3 separate regions of the Homo sapiens genome follow, and all the other regions are linked to region 1. A link is a loop called in an ENCODE intact Hi-C map of the cell type or tissue named here. Cell type or tissue: MCF 10A. All regions are shown on one strand. Links, peaks and the distances in the headings refer to the core of each region. The heading gives the core; the rest is flanking DNA. Region 1 overlaps LINC01317 (long intergenic non-protein coding RNA 1317). Region 2 has its middle 290 kb from the start of LINC01318. Region 3 has its middle 110 kb from the start of LINC01320.

Region 1 (4,400 bases), core at 991-3,490:
CATAGAATGAAAACGTAAGCCACGGGTTGGGAGAAAATATTTGTAAAAAGCAAAGATATATCTAATAAAGGACTATTATTCAAAATATATAAAGAACTCTTAAACCTCAACAGTAAGAAAACAAACAACTTGATTAAAAAATGTGCCAAAGGCCTTAGCAGACTCCTCATCAAAGAAGATATACAGAAAACAAAGAAGCATATGAAAAGATGCTCCATGTCATAGGTCATCTGGGAAATGCAGATTAAAACAACAATGATATACCAATACACAACTACTAGAATGGTAAACATCCAGAAACAACACCACCACATGCCAGCAAGAATGTGGAACAACAGAAACTCATTCATTGCTGGTAGGAATGCAAAACGGTACAGCCACTTTGGAGGACAGCTTAGCAGTTTCTTACAAAACTAAATAGATTCTTACCATAGAATCTAGCAATCAAGCTCCTTGGTACTTAACAAAAGGAGTGGAAAACATGTCCACACAAAAACCTGCACATGAGTGTTTATAGCAGTTTGATTTATAATTGTCAAAACTTGGAAGCAACCAAGATGTCTTCAGTAGGTGAATAAACTGTAATATATCCAGAAGGTAAAATATTATGCAATACTAAAATGAAAAGAGCTATCAAGCCATGAAAAGATATACAGGAAACTTAAATGCGTATTACTAAGTGAAAAAAAGCCAATCTGAAAAGACTACATACTGTAGGATTCCAACCTCAGGACATTCTGAAAAGTCAAAACTAAAGAGCCAATTAAAAGACTGGTGGTTGCCAGGGTTTGAGTGGGAAGATGGATACACAGGCAGAACACAGAGAATTTTTAGGGCAATGAAACTACGCTGTATAATACTATAATGGTGGATAATGTCATCATACATTTGTCCAAACCTATAGACTATATGCCAAAAGTGAACCCTAATGTAAACTATGGACTTTGGGTGATAATGATGTGTCAAGGTAGGTTCATAGATTGTAACAAATGCACTACTCCGGTGGAGAATGTTGGTAACAAGAGAGGCTGTGCACGTGTTGGGGAAGGAGGTACATGGGAAATCTCTGTATCTTCTGCTCAATATTACTGTGAACTGCTCTAAAATGAGCAATCTAGTAACAATGAGCATGTCAAGCTATCAGATCTGTGTCTCTAATTACATTTCCTCATAAAAGGAACTAGGGCTTCTTAGAGAAATGGCTGTTTTTAGGAATGTTTAAGATGAGCCTTCATACCAGAAAGCAAGAAAGCAGTGACTATTAGGATTGTGTCCAAAGGGCTCAGAATCCAAAATGAAGAGGATACCCTGGCCATTGTTGAGACAATTTAAGCACAAATAAGAAAAATATTTGCAAGTATTAAAATATATCACATATTTAAGAATTCATGCATTCATCATATCAAATTTTAAACCTCATTGGAAGAAACTGGTATGTGGTCTCATTTGAAAACTAGCAAATAAGAGAAAAGAATCAAGGAGTTTTCCTTTCTTTACTGTATAAACTATATAATCTCAGGGTAATTAGATAGTTGATGATGGAAAACTTCATTATAGAATGAACTATTGCAGCTAGTAAGTAAAAGGAAAAATTGAATTAGAATAGCATCACTTTGTAAACTAATTCAAAAATGGGTCTGGGCATTGATCATCAGAGGCTGTTAATATCTCAAAAAGAGAAACAACCAGAAATATTTTGCCTAATGATGGGTGTGCCCAATAACATTTACAAAACAATCTTTCCAAAGTGATCCAATTTAAATTCTACCAAGCTTTTAGCTCTAACTATCAATTTACAGGAAATAAAGAGAACAGAGGAACACATGAAATGATGTAACAGAAATTCAATTATTCCTAACCCTTTGGAAAACTGCAAACAAATGACTCACTCTCTTTTTTGCAAGAAAAAGAGATGGAGACGTAGGCTATAGATTTTAAAAGATGTGAGAAACACATTAACCGATCTCAATAAATATACCTTCTTTGAATTCTGATTTGAGCCAACAAATTATAAATATATGGGACAATCTGGGAAGTGCGAACATTGACAGGATATTTGATTATACAAAAGAAGTAAGTTAAACTTTTGGTGTCCTAATGGTATTACAAGTTTTCAATGAATTATCCTCTTTTAACTACACATACATCCACACTAAGATATTTTTCAGATGAAGTCATAGCTAGGACTTCTATCCAAATAGCCCAAAGGAAGGGTTAGTGAAAGTGGGGTTGGCTATATATAAAACAAGTCTAACAATGAATCAGACATTGTCGATGCTGAGCAATGGTTACATCATCCTGTAGATTCATTATTTTATTTTTTTCACTTCCACATATATGTTAAAGATATTCCAAAATAAAAAGTCTAAAACAAGTACGTAAGTAAATAATTATACCCTCATCCCACTGCCAGATATTCTGATGTAATTGTTCTGTTAATATCCCGCTTTTGTTCTTTTTTAAGATTGCTAAGGAATTCTAATGAGTAGCAGTAAATGAGAATAATCTCATTGAGCTATACACATAGACAGATATACTCATACCTCATCATAGCATGGGAAGAAACCAGGTAGCCTGTTATCTAGGTGACTGATTGATTTTAGAAGCCACAAATCATAACAGAAATGAGTACAGCTTGCATGTTTATGAGTACAGTACATACACAAATATAAATACGGTAAACATTCCTGCTTAATGGGAAGACTTGCCAAGTGCAATGAACTGTTGTCTGTGGGGTTGCACTTTTGTGCTTGGCTGAGCTGGTTGGAGTACAATGAAATACAGGGGAAATAAGGCTCAGTCATTCAATGACAAGGTGACTGAGGCATTTTCCTGGAGAAAGCATGCAGCAAGCCTGTATCTGGGCCATTTTGGTTATAAATAATTCAACTAAAGAAATCTTCCTCACCTTTCATGGTAACAGTAATTGGTAATATCATATGTGATATTTTAAAGTCCATCTTGATTAAATGCCCGTATATATGAAATTGAGTAACATTTGAGATTTGAAACCACATCATATATCATACCCATGGAAAAAATAAACACATCCTGTTTTTCTTACTGTGCAATTGTAATACATATTAATACTGCTCTCCCTACTAACTGAAACAAATAAAACCCTGAACCTCAACAAACTGCCTTTTCTTAACACTATTATTCAAAATCACTCCAGCAGGTTATAGCACAAGAGCAATTTTTCCAAAAAAAGGCCTAAAATATAATACAGAGAAGACAGTCCTCAAAATATAGACTACCATTATACGTCAGAGTCCTCAGTAAACTAGCTATAAGTTTTTTTCCCCTAAGAAATTATTTCCCTAAATTGTTCTGCTTACAGTATATCTCAGGGAAATAAAATCTTTAAAGTATTTATCAACTATTGCTGACGCATGTTTCAGAGATTGGTTGAGTACTTACCTTTTCTTTAAGGAGAAAATTCCAGAAGGCACAATTTTAATCAAAATCTCACAAGGCGGCACATACCCAGTCAGGATCCAAATGATGGAGTCAGAACATTAATAAAGCTTGGGAACAGTTTCTTTTTAGGAGCTGGAGGTGGTCATTTCATCTCAAAAGGCAGACGGTATTCTGGTCTGACATCCAGCTCAACTAGCACTCATCATTCTCAACCTCAGTGGCCCTAGTTAATAAAAGTATTGATGTGTCCCTGCCTAACCTACAATATTCAAAGCTTCACTTGAAGACTTGAATAGGCTCTTAATTTTTCTCCAAGAACTTCTACAGGGCCCTTTCTTGAAATCTATGTTTTCATAACAAAAGTGAAAATGTGCTGTCAGCAATTTTGTTTTTGAGGGTTCTATACATGAGAGTGCACGTTAAGTAGTGCCAAGGGCCCAGACCTTGTATGTGATAGGCTACATGACTGCCTGTAGACGTTTTATTCTCTTGAACCCCAGCATCTGCATTTGCAAAATAGGATTCAGATTCTCTCTCTTCTAGGAACAGCTAAACATTAAGAAGAGATGTTGTGCACTGTTCCATTTGTAACGAGTGCTCAATCAACGTTTATTCTCCCAATTCACCCACCCCAATTAGAAGAACTCTGCCTAGAACAAATAATTACAACCCTTGTTATTAAATGCCTTGCTAATCTATCTAGCATTCCTCAAAGTGTATTTCAGCAACTTTATTTTCTTGGATTACAATTAGATGTCCACAGAGCCACTGAGGAGGGTAAAAGTAGTGTCTATGGACAAGTTAGCTGAGAAATACCTGTTTTTATGAAGGCTTAGAGTTTTTTAATTGCTAATTTAAATTGTGATCCTTTGGTGGGGTGTAGGTTCAGTGCAAAGCATGCTACCTTTCCCAACATTCTATGCAACAGGAACTGGTATGGTTTGGATCTGTGTCCCCACCAAATCTCATGTCAAATCATA
Region 2 (4,400 bases), core at 624-3,123, 250 kb before region 1:
AATTCTATTTGACAGCTAAACATAGATCTCATTTCTCGAACATAAGCACATTTTTAGGTGGTGTGGGCATTTCTTGCATATGATGATCTGTCAGATTTAATTCACATATAGGCAGAATGCCCTTCAATGTTGGCAAATTCATACTCATCATTCATTTTCTTTGTACCATTAAACAATGAAGTATCTCACAGGAGCTTTATTATCCTGTTATATAGCCCAGATTAAACCCTTCCTAGAGGACTGAGTCTAGTCATGGGTATGTTTAACTTAGGAAAAAGTATTTAAAGAGAGATAAATCACCAACAGAGGTAGAACAGGAAAAGCCTTGAGTAATAGAATGAAAGGTTTTAGAGAAATGTGTGTGTCCCTGCAGGTGTACAAGAATTCCTCCTGGATTTTAACCTGATTCTACTTTATTGTGTCACTGTGAAATCACAGCCTCAGTTGACTTATCTGTAAATGTATTCTAAAAGTTAGACCTGGCAGTGTTTAAATTGTCTGGCACAAGAGCCAACAAATAGTTATCCCAAAAATGATCTCTTCACTTGAGAGAATTTTCCTCATTACCAGACCCATCTTGTCTTTAATCCTTATATTCCCGTGCTATGCTATGAGGACAAAGATACCCAGGGGATAATTAATGCTGCTTCTGACTACCACAGTTTGTGAATTGAACTGCTTCGCATTATGATTGAAATGACATCGAAGACTCATGCTTTGTGTCATTTTTTTTTAATTATGGGGCTGAACTTGAACCAGCTGAACTTAAGCCACACTATCTACCACAAAACAATTTACATTTTTCTCCTAATTATGAGATTTATATCCTGACTTTATGTCTTAAAGGGATGTTACTGAATCATTTTCCTCTTTACATATTCTCTTTCAAGTTCTCACTAAAATTTCAGAAAATTTTATTATCTCTATCATCAAACCTGATTTCCGTTTCGAATCCTCTAGTTTTATTTTTCACCTTTCCTAGAAAATGGCTTTCTTACTTTGTACTGTTGCTGCCTGTACTTTAAAGCAAAAAAGATAGAAGACTCTCCTGTAGATGTTTCCAATTATTTAATTAAAAAGTGGTCATTTGAAGTTTGTATTCGTAACAGTTCATGGAGTAGCCATGTATTTCTGGCAGTGCCACCAAGGTGCTGTATATCCTTGAAAATGCCACAAGCTTCTCTGTGCCTCACTTCTGTCATCTATAAAATGGATAAAACAACAGCCACAATTGTATCTATTTTATAGGATTGTTGTGAGGAATAAACGCATATCTATAAACATTTACTATGGTACCTGCCATATGGTAAGGATTTAATAAATGCTAGTAAGAGATGTATTTAATAATAGAAGATGCATTTAAAACACTTAGCAACTAGTTTTGTCCATTTTAAGTGCTTACTACAGAGAATATTACATAGTTTTGTTTTCTTTTTCTTTGCTTCCAACACTTATATACCCCTAGTTTTTGAGGTATTAACAACCCCATGTTGTTGAGTATGAGGTATTAGGAGTGCTGTCTGGTGCATAGCAGACACCAAATGAATGTTTGTTAAGTCCATCATAATGCAAAGAAGTGAAAGTAAGTTTTATTTCAGCTTTTTAAATGTAAAGTCTTTAGGATGTCATCAATGATTTCATTGTTCTGAACTCTTGTTCCATAGTATTACAATGATGCATGTAATAGTACAAAATCCATAGATAACAAAGGGATCTCCCTCTACATTCAGCATTCAGAAAGAGCCAGCTAAACAGAAAACTAGGTTCCAAGCATTTTGGGAGAGAGACACTGCTTAGAATAATTTAAGCACTCCACTCCAATAATTTAAGTATTACAAAGCCTAGGTGTTTTCAAAGTGAGACAAATATTATGAATATTAATAACAGCTGAATTAAAGATTGCATAAAAAGGATTCTATTCTTCAGAAATACATTAACTCTATTACCAACAAAGTGTTGTAGGTAGAGTTTTAATTAAGACTAACCAAAGGAATAAGAATCATATGAAATTATCTGATCCATTTTTTATAAAAATCGTTGTTAATAATATATTTACAGATTCCTCTTTATAGATTACTGCAGCAAGTCTTCTTATGAGTAGCAAATATGCATTTTATTTGCAAACTTTTTTCATTTCTTAAAATGTGTAGAAGAATTTTAACGCTGAACTTCAAGTGAGATCTAAATTAATATTGCTCTATTCATTGGCCCCTCTGAAAACTAAAGCTGGACAAAAATGGAAAGGATTATTGTATAAAGTATTACATTTCCTGATGGGTAGAACTAGTGAGAATGAATAACTATTTTTAAGGAATATTGTAGAAGCAAAAAAACGTCTATATTGGGTGGGAATTTGAACATAACCTACTTTGAAGGTGCTTTCATCTCAACAATTCTGATTTTGAGTCTATTACTTTACTGAATATTAAGCTGTAGTAGTTTTATATGATTGAATTCTTACTCATTGACGGAAGAACTAGAAGCCAATCATTTATAACATGAAGTGTGTTTATTTACCTGAATACTGAATTACATAAGAGAAAAGGCAGTGCTATCTTTCCATCATCAATGCCTCTCACCATTACACCCATTTGGCATTTACTCAAGTCCAATATACATTTTACCATAGATTTATTTGATATTTCAGTGGAGATCATATGTATTATTAATTGCCATGACGACAGCTTTGTAATACTATAGTCCTATTAGAGCTCATTAGTGCCAAATGCTTCCATGAGAATATTCATAATCCATAATGATAAAGCCTAAATGATTATTTTGGTTTTATCCTCTTTTATTATATTTTTCCCTCTAAAGGGATTTGTAATTTTTTTTTTCCTTTGAAGATTCAATTAGTTCAGCTTTTTCTACTTGAGCTATCAGGATTTCTATCAGAAGCAGCATTTCCCTTTCCAAAGAATACAGGTCAACTTCATTTAACAATGTTCAAAGTGTACAAATTGTGTATACGACTCTTTGATTTATTCAGTAAACAAATTGCACTATTGACACAAGGCTTCCTAGTCACCCTATTATTGTGTAAACTTCTATCTCCCCCACTAGATGGCTAAAGTAAATATTCATTCCTGAAAAGAACTTCTGTGATAGTATTTAATGGTGTTTTCTGATCATTTACTAGTCTTTCTTTTTTGCTGAGCTAACTTGCTTTTATCTTCTTACCTTTTCTCCCACTGAGTTTATAGAAACAAACCTCAAGGCAAACAACTGCCATGCAAGTCCATTTATCAGCAGAGGAAAGACAAACAAATTGGCTTTAATCTTAACTCAATTCAATTCAACAAGCATTTATTGAATACCCATTTCATGTCAGGTGCTAAGCCAGCAATCTGGGAAACGAAATTAAACAGTTTCTGTTTTCAGGAAGCTTAGTAGAGAGATAGATATGTAAACACCAAAATACTGTAATGTTTTAAGCATTGCAATATATCCATAATGCAATATGTAATAGTCTATAGGAGGGATTTTAGCATAGTGATAAAAAACATGGGCTCTGGAGGGACTCAGAACCAGATTTCCTAAGTTTGAACCTAGCACCAGCATTTAATATCTATGTGACTTTGAGTAAAAACTTAACTTCTCTGTACCTCACGCTTTTAACCTGTAAAATAAAAACAAAATCATAGTTACTTCATGGGATTGTAAGTTAATATTTATACTAAATACAAATTAGTGAATAAAGTGCTTAACATAGTATATGTCACATACTAGGTGCAATGTCAGTGTTTGTTAAATAAAACAATAAAAAGCTTCTTATTACTTAACAGGTGAGAATAAAAGCGATTCCAGTGGGATACTGGGAAAGGTACTTCAGGTAACTGGTGTCACTTAATAAGGGTCCTTAGAAATGAATCACATCGGCCGGGCGACGTGGCTCACGCCTGTCATCTCAGCACTTTGGGAGGCCAAGGCGGGCAGATCACGAAGTCAGGAGATCGAGACCATCCTGGCTAACACGGTGAAACCTCGTCTCTACTAAAAATACAAAAAATTAGCTGGGCATTGTGGCGGGCGCTTGTAGTCCCAGCTACTCGGGAGGCTGAGGCAGGAGAATGGCGTGAACCCGGGAGGCGGAGCTTGCAGTGAGCCGAGATGGCGCCACTGCACTCCAGGCTGGGCAACGGAGCGAGACTCCGTCTCAAATAAATAAATAAATAAATAAATAAATAAATAAATAAATAAATACATAAATACATAAATAAATAAAATAAAATAAAATAAAATAAAATAAAATAAAATAAAATAAAATGAATCACATCTTCCAAAAAGCACAAGAAGGAAGAAAGCATAAATAAAGGCACCTTGGTGTGCCAAATCCTTAGAATAGTCAGTAAAGGGTTAGTTTGCTACTGCAGATAGAAGAAAGATTTCATGAAATAGGA
Region 3 (4,400 bases), core at 1,142-3,641, 470 kb before region 1:
CAAGTCAATCCTAAGCCAAAAGAACAAAGCTGGAGGCATCACACTACCTGACTTCAAACTATACTACAAGGCTACAGTAACCAAAACAGCATGGTACTGGTACAAAAACAGAGATATAGATCAATGGAACAGAACAGAGCCCTCAGAAATAATGCCGCATATCTACAACTATCTGATCTTTGACAAACCTGAGAAAAACAAGCAATGGGGAAAGGATTCCCTATTTAATAAATGGTGCTGGGAAAACTGGCTAGCCATATGTAGAAAGCTGAAACTGGATCCCTTCCTTACACCTTATACAAAAATCAATTCAAGATGGATTAAAGATTTAAACGTTAAACCTAAAACCATAAAAACCCTAGAAGAAAACCTAGGCATTACCATTCAGGACATAGGCGTGGGCAAGGACTTCATGTCCAAAACACCAAAAGCAATGGCAACAAAAGACAAAATTGACAAATGGGATCTAATTAAACTAAAGAGCTTCTGCACAGCAAAACATAATAATTTTTTTAAAAAAATACAGTATAATAAATTCAGTACTCTAAAAAGGTATGCATGAAGGATTTAAGAATCACAAAGGAAAATCAGCCCAACTGTGCTGGAAGAAGAGAGCAAGAACTTTACAAAATGCATAGCTACTGAGAGGACCACATCTTGAGTTAACCTAAAAAAAATTATGGGTATCTCCCATTAAGTCTGATTTCTCAAGGAGCACTCAAGGTATTCTTACAAATATTTGTAGTACGCTCTATCTTGGCATGCATTGTTGCTTCCACCACAGTGTTGAGAGTGAATGCTCCAGTGCATAACTTAAAGAGATGCCTTTTTCTTAATCAGAACTGCATTACATACTAGGACGTTGGCGGGTTCAATGTAATTACAAAATTACAATTTTGTAATGTTCAAAATTCAGCTTAAAAGAAACGAAGTAATCTCCCAGACTTCTTATTTTTTATATTCTGTTTCATCAGCATAGTCCTGGTTTACACCACTTGTCCCAGTGTATTTATAAATAATGCTTCCTTCACTCTTAAAATGACCCAGCTTTTAACAATTAATTACATGGTCACCCTACTTGTACTACATTTTGCTGCTATTCCAGTAGGGAAAAAAATGGGCTGGGAGCTAGAAAGTAAATGTTTGAGTTCCAGCCCTGCCATTTACTTTGGGAAAATGACTTTATCTGAAGTTATTATAATGATTAAATATCATGATTGTAGCAAAAATGTAGAGTGTGTAAAGGGTAATCTACGTGTTTTGTTAATCTTCATAGTGTCGCAGTTAACATCATAAAGTTTGAAAGTAGAAAACGTGTAAAGATAAATGTAAATACACATTTACAAATATTGTTTTCCAAATATAAGTGATTATACTTGATTGAGCTACCAATGTTTATGTTTCAGTATCAGACTTAATTGTCCTCCTAACCAATGGGCCAATGGGGTGTAGAAAGTAGTAAGAACCCGAATACATGGGCCCAAAATTAACCGTGGTGTTACTGTGGATACATATTTACAGCTTAAGAGTTTTAATTTCTTCACCTCTAAAATAAAACACTTGAGCTTTTTTTTTTTTTTTTTTTTTTTTGAGACGGAGTCTCGCTCTGTCACCCAGGCTGGAGTGCAGTAGCGCCATCTCGGCTCACTGCAAGCTCCGCCTCCCATGTTCACACCATTCTCCTGCCTCAGCCTCCCGAGTAACTGGGACTACAGGTGCCCACCACCACACCCGGCTAATTTTTTGTATTTTTAGTAGAGACGGGGTTTCACTGTGTTACCCAGGATGGTCTTGATCTCCTGACCTCGCGATCCGCCTGCCTCAGCCTCCCAAAGTGCTGGGATTACAGGCATGAGCCATGGCACCCGGCAGAGCTAAGTATTCTTAATCAAAGTGTGGAGAACTTTGTTTTGAAGGAGAAAAATGTGGGGTCCCAGTTTGTGGATGAGATTTACAAACAGCCTTGTATACTTCCTGTGATTTGGTCTTGAGGTCTCTTTTGAAAGTGGGTATAATTATAGCCCTGCCCTGATGGGGCTCCAGGGGATGTGATCATGGATATTCACAACGTGTCTTTCATGGGACACTTTTTCTTTCTGGTGGATGGCCTAATGCATAAGTGTCTCATCCATGACCAGGTATGCCTTGCACAGAAAACTTTTTCATCCTGGCAGACACCTTTACAGCTATTTTTTGACCTATGTCCAGTTTATTCCTACCAAGGTAGCCACCCTCTAGGGGAGCCCTGACCAGGAGGAGAGTTAAGTTTGGGAGTGCGGGTCAGGTGAGACACAGAAGAGGCAGCACAGCAAAACACATGAAGTAACAGAAACAGTATTGCTTACAAATCACAGACAGAAGAGGGCAGCAGACCTCGTAGAGCCTATGGGAAAGGGAAGCTGCTCTGGACATGTGAGCCCAACCAGAAGGTGGAGAGCAAGAGAAAGAAAGCGAGAGACCTATGGGCCAGAGGCTTTATTGGGATCCAGGGTGTCACCCACAAAGGTTTCCTTTGGAGAGTTCTAATTGGTAGATTTAGAGCAAGCAGACAGGAGCTCCATGGAGTCACGCTGTAACTGAGGGGTGGTCACTGCAGCCTATCTGCTCAGTCCATGCAGCGTGTGGGGGTCAATGGGGCAAGTCGTATAGGTTGTATCTAGCTGTCCCATAGGGAGATGGTCACCAGGAGGCAGTTTTATAAGGCAGATATCTGGGTCGACCACCTTTAGGAACTGGGAGAAGGTGGAGAACTGGAAACTGAAGGGTGACTAAGCCCCAGTTCTGATATGAGAAAATCCAATCTATATTTAAAATGGATGCTGAGGCAACATAAAATTGTAAGAACTCACTACAAACCTGAATTCTGTTTCATCCAATGTAAAAACCTGTGCCAGGCTGCTTCAGTTTCCCTGGGTGCTACAGCGAGCCCAGCAAGTGTACGCTGGCTTTCTGGGATCTAGCAGCCCCAAAACTTGTTAACATAGAGCTGGTTGATCTCTAAGCCCCCAAACCCTCAAATATCACAGAGGGAAGTTGTATAAATAAGTATTGATTAATTATTTAAAAACAATCATTTAGGAGGGCATAGAAATCTGTATTCATTTCCTAGGACTTAACAAATTTATTCTCTTACAGTTCTGGAAGCCAGAAGTCCAAAATTAAGGTGTCACGGTATCTCTTTGAAGGTTCTGGGGAGAATCCTTCCTTGCTTCTTCCAGTTTCTGGTAGCTCCAGGTGTCCCTTGGTTTGTCAAATTATTTCTGAGCTTCAGGCCATAAATACTTTGGTACCTCATAGTTATATAATCATTTGCTTAAAACTTAATAATTAGGAATAAAACATCTAAAATTTAACTTTCAAGTTTAAAGTTAAACAAAGAGAAGCCAGGCAGTGTTCAAGATGAAATTTTAATGTTGACATCAACTGACTGATGATGAATAGTATAAACCGTAAATTACTAATTGCATGCTATGCTAAATATATTTCTATGAAAACTCTGTTACATTTCCTGAACAGTTTCATTCATAATAATGAACTAATTATACTTTAGCATCTAATGAACAGAACTAAATGAGCTGCATTCAAAAGCCACAGCTTTTTTCTTTCAATATATGTCTTTGATCGTGTAATAATGTTTTCTTATAGAAGCAAGAGGGAATCTAAGTATGTTTCGAGGCACTAAAGGCATCTAATATTATTTTCCATTCTTTTGCCCAAATTTTTGTATGACAAAGTGTCTCTTTCTCATAAGTGCACACTAGTATTCTACTAATGTTATTAAAAAGCTAATTCTTTTATTAAGGAGAAACATAAATATCACCTATTGAAAGCTTTGTGGAGTTTTAATCACATTTTTAATTATTGGGAAACAGAAGCCAATCTTATTTAAAACTAGTAATCAAATATGTAGATCAATGCTATCCATCGGTTATATAGAAGTAGTTACATTTTTATACTGAATGAAGGTAGGGCTAGCACAAGCTACTTTTACTGCATTGGGATGCATACCACACCTTCTCCTGATCCATAAGCCCAACTCCCAAACTCACTCATTCAAAAACAGCCTAGTGTGGTGAACAGGAAATGGGAACAAGTAGCCATTGTGCAAACTGCCAAGTTCTATAATAAAGGTCTGAGCAGGAGGCATGGGTACCTCTGGTATGGTGGATGCTATGGCATTCTGCTTTCAGGTCCTCCCAGTCTCTGCTTTAAGGACTGAAGGGACTTATTCCCTCAGCTGATAAAATATGAGTTATCTACAGCTCCCAGCTGAGTCCCTCTCTAAAACTTGCCCTGGGGCTTGCCCATGTCACATTTCTTCCTGGCACAGTCCACATACAGTCACTTCTCAGTATTGAGGCATAAAGGCCCAGTCCCCTTGTCCCAATTCAGAAAAACCC

Evidence for each region. A loop is a pair of places that touch in the nucleus more often than their neighbours do. Peaks named below come from ENCODE experiments on the same cell type or tissue, not always from the same donor. Only the 100,000 strongest peaks of a DNase experiment are listed, where the experiment ranks them.
Region 2: it touches region 1 in a loop (2.4-fold over the local background); 4 of 110 quality-filtered maps call a loop at or near these places.
Region 3: a loop joins it to region 1, with 5 times the contacts of the local background. A loop is called at or near these places in 11 of 110 quality-filtered maps.

Annotation. Positions count from the first base shown.
Region 1 is chr2:34,103,047-34,107,446 of GRCh38, reverse strand. All of the region lies in intron 4 of LINC01317 (long intergenic non-protein coding RNA 1317), which reads right to left. Among named protein-coding and RNA genes, the nearest start is that of LINC01318, 38 kb to the right of the region's middle. In MCF 10A, for the core only: no CTCF peak of the experiment used is centred there; a DNase peak (open chromatin) is centred at 2,266.
Region 2 is chr2:34,352,549-34,356,948 of GRCh38, reverse strand. No RefSeq gene overlaps it. Among named protein-coding and RNA genes, the nearest start is that of LINC01318, 290 kb to the right of the region's middle. In MCF 10A, for the core only: no CTCF peak of the experiment used is centred there; no DNase peak of the experiment used is centred there.
Region 3 is chr2:34,568,657-34,573,056 of GRCh38, reverse strand. No RefSeq gene overlaps it. Among named protein-coding and RNA genes, the nearest start is that of LINC01320, 110 kb to the left of the region's middle. In MCF 10A, for the core only: a CTCF peak has its summit at 2,398 (motif pointing right); no DNase peak of the experiment used is centred there.